Regions from separate parts of the Homo sapiens genome. Here region 1 is linked to region 2. The links are chromatin contacts, found by Hi-C or POLR2A ChIA-PET in ENCODE. All regions are on one chromosome and are shown on one strand. Each heading gives the region's core, a stretch centred on a gene start or an enhancer-like site at or near the end of the contact. The rest is flanking DNA. Distances are from core to core; before and after follow the strand shown.

Region 1 (2,700 bases), core at 89-2,588, 69 kb after region 2:
TCAATAGAACTTGACGAAAAAGGAAAATACATGTTCTTTACCCCCAACAACTTTGTGACAATTTTTAAAAATGGTTTAAAATTGTTTAAATATCTACTAGTGGAAATATCAAACTAAATACTTACACGTCAAATCATTTTTTTTTTAAGGTGACAGGATGTCACTGCGTTGCCCAGGCTAGCGAGCTCAGTGGCCCAACACAGGAGTTTGGAACTCCTGGGCTCAAGGAATCCTCCCTCCTCAGTCTCTCGAGTCGCTGGAACTACAGGCGCGCACCACCGTGTCCGGCCAAATTTTAATTGATTGACTGATTGATTTTATTTTATTTTATTTTTTTCTAGAGATGGGGGTCTCGCTATCTTGTCCAGGCTGGTCTCGAACTCCTGAGACCAAGCGATCCTCCTGCCTTGGCCTCCCAAAGTGCTGGGGATAATAGACGTGTTCCAAGGCGCCTGGCCCCAAATCTTTGTCTTGGTAATGGAATAAAAAGCGGGGTATACAGTTGGCGTGTAGGGCTTAAATCCTCAGATGACGCCAAAGTTTCTAACCAATGATTTCAAACGGCTTCCCATTAACTTCTCATTAACCTAGCGAACAAGAAAGTGACACGCTGAGATTTTGGATCCTTTTTTTTCCGAGGCTCTCCCTCTGGCAGAGAAAGAGGCGCACAAACAAGGGGTGTGGCCCACTGGCAAATCAGTCAGACCATCCCGAATCAGGGACAAACACTGGAAAGCAGAGAGGAAAAAGAAGTTTCGCGTTTCCGCTCCTCGGACTCTGCTCCAGAATTCAGCTTTACCCGTCCGAAGCAGCGGCGTCAGAACAAGCTACTAAACATCACCCGCACCGCCTCCCGGGAGGGGCTGGGTCCCCTCTCGGCTGTGACACCGCCGGGCAGTGGGAGCTGAGCGGGGCCAGCGCCTCTCCCCCGAGGGAAACCCGAGGCCCAGAGGGGCCGAGGGAGCCCGTCACGAAAACTCCAGAAGTTCCTAAGCAGGGACCTGAACCAAAGGTCTCTGCCCACGGCGCGGGATGTAGTGCCGCCGCTCCACTTGAGAAAGGGGTCCCCACACGGGAGTAGGGCGAGGGGGTCGCCTCCCGCCGCCGAAACCAGTCCCTCCCTGAGTCGCCAAGTCCCGAGTCCCGCCCTCTCCCCGCAGGGCTCCCGGAGAGGACCTCCGCCTTCTCGCTTCGCCCCTCCGCCTCGCTCAGGAGGAGACCTGCCACGGCCCTGTCTGACCTGTCGCCGCTGGGACTGAGCCGGCAGCGCGAAGCCTCCATGCCCGCCACCGAGGAAGCCCCCACCACGTACACACTCTTCCCCGCCGTCGCTAGAGTGGCTAGGCTGGCACGCCGCCGCGTCCCGCCTCCTGGCAACCGCGTTCCACACTGTCGCCGCCGCCGATTGGTCCGTGTTCTCGTGGCTCCTGTCTCATTGGCTATTGCCGGGGCCCAACGATGCGGGAGGGTTGCTAAGGGGCGGGAGGCGAGCGGGAGTTAAACGCGCCTGCGCGGGGGTGGGGTGACGCGAGCTAAGGCTTGGTCCTCTGGAGCGCCTCGCGGGGCCGGTACTGAGCGGGAAGACTTTGTTTTTGCCTGGGCCTCGCCCGCCGCGCGGCCAGCAGGCGAGTCCGGTCAGAGGAGTCTCCTATACCGCACCAACCGCCACGCACGCAACGGCTCCTCGCACCCCCGCCATTTTTACCGAGCCCACCCAGAGCGCTTCCCGAGGTCTGCCCTGTGAGGATGTACAGACCTCTGCCGCTTCCCATTCTGGCCCCTGCCCTGATACCAGCGGCCTTCGTGGACCCCCTCTGGTACCCTCTCCACTCCATCAGTCACTCCCAGTGAAACGCATCTTCCATAGGCTGGCCTTGAACTTCAACTGCACAGAACTTAAGCTTCCCCTACTCCAGCCCAAGCTTTTAGGTCATTCCTAGACCTGCTCTACAGACTCCCCTAAAGCACACGAGGGAATCCAGAGACTTTAATTTTTTGAGACAGGGTTTCTCTCTCGCCCAGACTGCAGTGCAGTGGCCCGGTCTCAGCTCACCGCAACCTCCGCCTCCCAGGCTCAAGCGATTCTCCTGCCTCAGCCTGTGGAGTAGCTGGGATTACAGGCAGGGGCCACTACTGCCTGGCTATTTTTCGTATTTTTAGTAGAGATAGGGTTTCACCATGTTGGCCAGACTGGCCTCTTAACTCCCGACCTCAAATGATCCACCCGCCTCAGCCTCCGAAAGTGCTGGGATTACAGGCGTGGGCCCGTCCTGGAGACTCTTTCCATCTACCTTTCTACCTCCTGTGGGCCTTCCTCAAACATCCATAGCCCACCGTGAGAGCCCCTGTCTAAATGTGTACTCTTGTCTCCAATAAATCCCGTCCCCAAATGTCAGTCCCTTTCTCCCTACCGACATGCACATTATAGTCCCTACAAAACATCCTGAGTCCTGACAAGTCACTGCACAAATGGCTTTATGGCGTTCTAAGGTCAAAGTTGTTTCCACATTGGTTTTGAACCTACAAGTTAGTACTTTAGGAGGCACACGCTGAGAGTGGACCGTTACACTGCCTGGGTCAGCGTGCACTCACTGTGTGACCTGTGCATGGTTCATTCTCTGCATCAAACTCCCATCTGTAAAATATACAGTAATCCCTGCTTGATCTAGTTGGGGCTGGACCTGACACAGTAGGTCCAGC
Region 2 (2,700 bases), core at 81-2,580:
GACAGCCCCTTCTCACGCAGACATATACACACACTCTGTCACTCACGTTCAACACAAACAAATACGCCCACTGGAAGCCAAGGTGAGCCACACGTGAACAGACATCACCCACACAGAGACTCAAAGCGAGGGGGACTCGCAGTCAGGTGTCACACAGACTCAGCACAGACGCAGTCAGTCCGCGGGGCCTCAAGTGCCTCAGCACAACGGGGGAAATGTTCACTTTGGGGTTTGAAAGTTCTGCTCCCTGGATCGATCCACTAGTCCCCATCAGGAAACACAGCAGCTTCCCAAGCCCTGAGGTGTAGGACCTTTTGCAGGGGTCCCCCGACTTTCGCATCGCCTTTGCACTTAAAACAGGCAGTCCGCTTACCTCCAGGTCTCTCCCTTCCAGGCTCGAAAAGGGCCCAGCAGAAAAGAGGCATGGGTGCTGGGTCTCTTCTGTTGCCGATGCTCTCGGTTCTGCCTCTCCGGTCCTTTCCACACCGGCCTCCCTTTCCCCCAAAGTCCCGAGTGTCCACCCCCCTTACCCGCCCCTGGAGCCGCTTCGCCTCCAGCAGCCTCAGTCGCGCCGCCTCCACGTGCCTCGCTCTTCCCAGTCTCGTCCCGGGAGGGAGCTCCGCACGCACCGCGCAGACTCCTGCCCTCCGGCAAAGTCCTACCAAGTCCCCGCGCCCCAGCCTTACCGGTCCCAGGGTGCGGGAAGGTGGGATGGGTGCGCTAAGCCAGTTCCAAGGAGTCCGCCCCGAGCGCCAACTCTTCCGGCCGCGGCGATCGTTCTGCGGGGACGACAGGGCGTCAGCGCGCAGAGCCGGGCTCCGGCCGGGGCCGACGGGCGGCGCAGTGAAGGCGGGGCCGCGGGGCCAAGCCCACCCCGCGCCGACCGGCCCCGGTGCGCCCAGCGGAGCGGAGCGGAGCGCGCGGAGGGAGGAGTTTTCCCAGAATGGGACTGACGGGAAAACACGGGGATCCCTATTCCTGGAGGAGTGAGTCAACCGGGAGCGAGGAGGGGAGCGCGGGGCGGACAGGAGGGAAGCGGGAGAGGGGCAGCGAGCAGCGCCGGAGCGCGGAGGGAAGCCAGAGGTCGGGACGGAGCGCGTCGGAGCGCAGAGGTCCAAGGCGGGAACGCGGGCGGCGGAAAGAAAAGAGCAGCCGAGCACGCGGCGCGAGCGGTCGGCTGCGGCGGCGTGGGGCGCGCGGCCCGTGAGGGCGCCGGCGGGTGCGGCGGGCGCGGGCGCCTCTCACCTGGCGGGACGCGGCGGCGCCGGAGCTGCGGCCCTCCCGCCCCCTGGCCTCGAGTGTGCGAGGAGGACGCTGGAATGCGCGGAATGAGGGCTGGAATGAGATGCGCGCCGCGGCGGGAGGGAGGGAGCCGGAGGGAGTGGCGGCGGGGCCACCGGCACCTCGGGGAGGAGACTGCGCCGCGCGCGGGCGGGCGAGGGGCCGGGCCGCCGGGGCGGGGCGGGGCCGGGCCGGGCCGGGGCGGGCGGCGGGGGAGGGGGCCGAGGGACGGCGGGGACCCCTCCACCCGGGCCTCGGCTGCGGCCCCCACGCCCACTAGCCCTTCGATCTCTCCGCTCCGACTGTTTGGCTGCTCGTTGCGCGCCCCGCGCCCTCCCCTCCTGGCGGGGTCCCGACTCCCTTTCCCAGGAGCCGAGAGCCTTCCTCTTCGCCGGGGTGGGGCTGTCCCGGGGGCGGGGGGGTGGACGGGGCCCAGACTCCCGCCCCGCCACCCGGCGTCCCTCCGCACGAGTCCCTGGGAGGCCGGGGAAGGGGCGGGCTCCCGGCGCGCAGGAAGGGCTGCTCCCTTCCTGCGGCTCCCACCAAAGGACACTTGCTCCGGGGAACCAGGAAGCAGGAACTCGCGGGCTCCATTCCCAGATCCGCTGCCAGTGCCCCCTCGCTTGCCCTCCCCGGCTTTAGCTCTTTCCGTTTTTCTCTCCTGCCCCTTGGGCATCTGTAAAACCGCCACTACGAGTAAACCACATGGGAGAAAGGGCACTCGGTTTGAAGTCCATGTGGCATGCCATGGGACGCCTTCTGGGCTCAGTGACTCAATGAATATTCATCTAAGATGTGTGATGAGTCCAGATACTGTGAAGATCAGGATCAGCCGTCAGCACCTGCCCTCAAAGAGCTCAGAGTTTAGCTGGGGAGGCCTCGGTGTATACTGCCATCGGTGAGAGTCTGGACTTCAGACACACATGCCCAGGAGTCTCTTATTGGGGCAGGAGGTGCTGGAAACACGCTGGGCTCCTTGTTTGGAGACGCTTAGGACAAACGGGCTTAAAGCAGTGTGCTGGCAGGTAGCGCCATCATCTACCTGGCCAGGAGACTGAAACCAAAGGACTTTTGGCTTTTTCCAAAAATCAAATCCAACCTTTTCTGGGGCATTATCACTTAGCCTTGTGTTGGGTGGTTGTCTAGATCTTATCTCCCTTGCCAAACAGAAACTTCCTTGAAGACAGAGTAATGTCTGATTTATCTTATCTTTCACACAGATCCAGCCTGGTGCCTGGGATAGGGAAGTGCATGATAAATGCTGCATAAATGAAAAACAATTGCTACCGTGGAAGATATTGAAAGGAAAGTGCTATCGATGCCAAAGTTGTTTCCAAGAGAGGTATTCCAAAAGTGTTTCAAGCAATGACTGAGCTAAGCATCCAGTCCTGCAAGGTGAAGGCGTTGAAGACGCAGCCC

The links. A loop is a pair of places that touch in the nucleus more often than their neighbours do. ChIA-PET counts read pairs that join two places held with the same protein, here RNA polymerase II (POLR2A). Pooled maps may share reads with other maps.
Region 1: a map of ascending aorta shows a loop between it and region 2 (7-fold over the local background). The contact joins the promoter of TULP3 here to the promoter of TEAD4 in region 2. A Hi-C loop is called at or near these places in 15 of 168 maps with a recorded cell type or tissue (A673, Caco-2, HAP-1 and 11 more), 4 of 37 single-sample maps with no recorded cell type and 21 of 50 pooled maps. POLR2A ChIA-PET finds 5 or more read pairs at or near these places in 12 of 52 experiments (AG04449, AG04450, Caco-2 and 7 more).

What each region holds. Positions count from the first base shown.
Region 1 is chr12:2,889,529-2,892,228 of GRCh38, reverse strand. TULP3 (TUB like protein 3) reads right to left here and starts at 1,338. Exons shown (of 11, transcript NM_003324.5): 1 at 1,241-1,338. The coding sequence starts at 1,281. RefSeq lists a silencer at 1,443-1,492 and an enhancer at 1,763-1,942.
Region 2 is chr12:2,958,027-2,960,726 of GRCh38, reverse strand. It overlaps TEAD4 (TEA domain transcription factor 4), which reads right to left and starts at 1,330. Exons shown (of 13, transcript NM_003213.4): 1 at 1,246-1,330; 2 at 687-779. LOC124902859 (a long non-coding RNA gene) reads left to right here and starts at 679. Exons shown (of 2, transcript XR_007063159.1): 1 at 679-986; 2 at 2,502-2,700. RefSeq lists an enhancer at 425-1,160.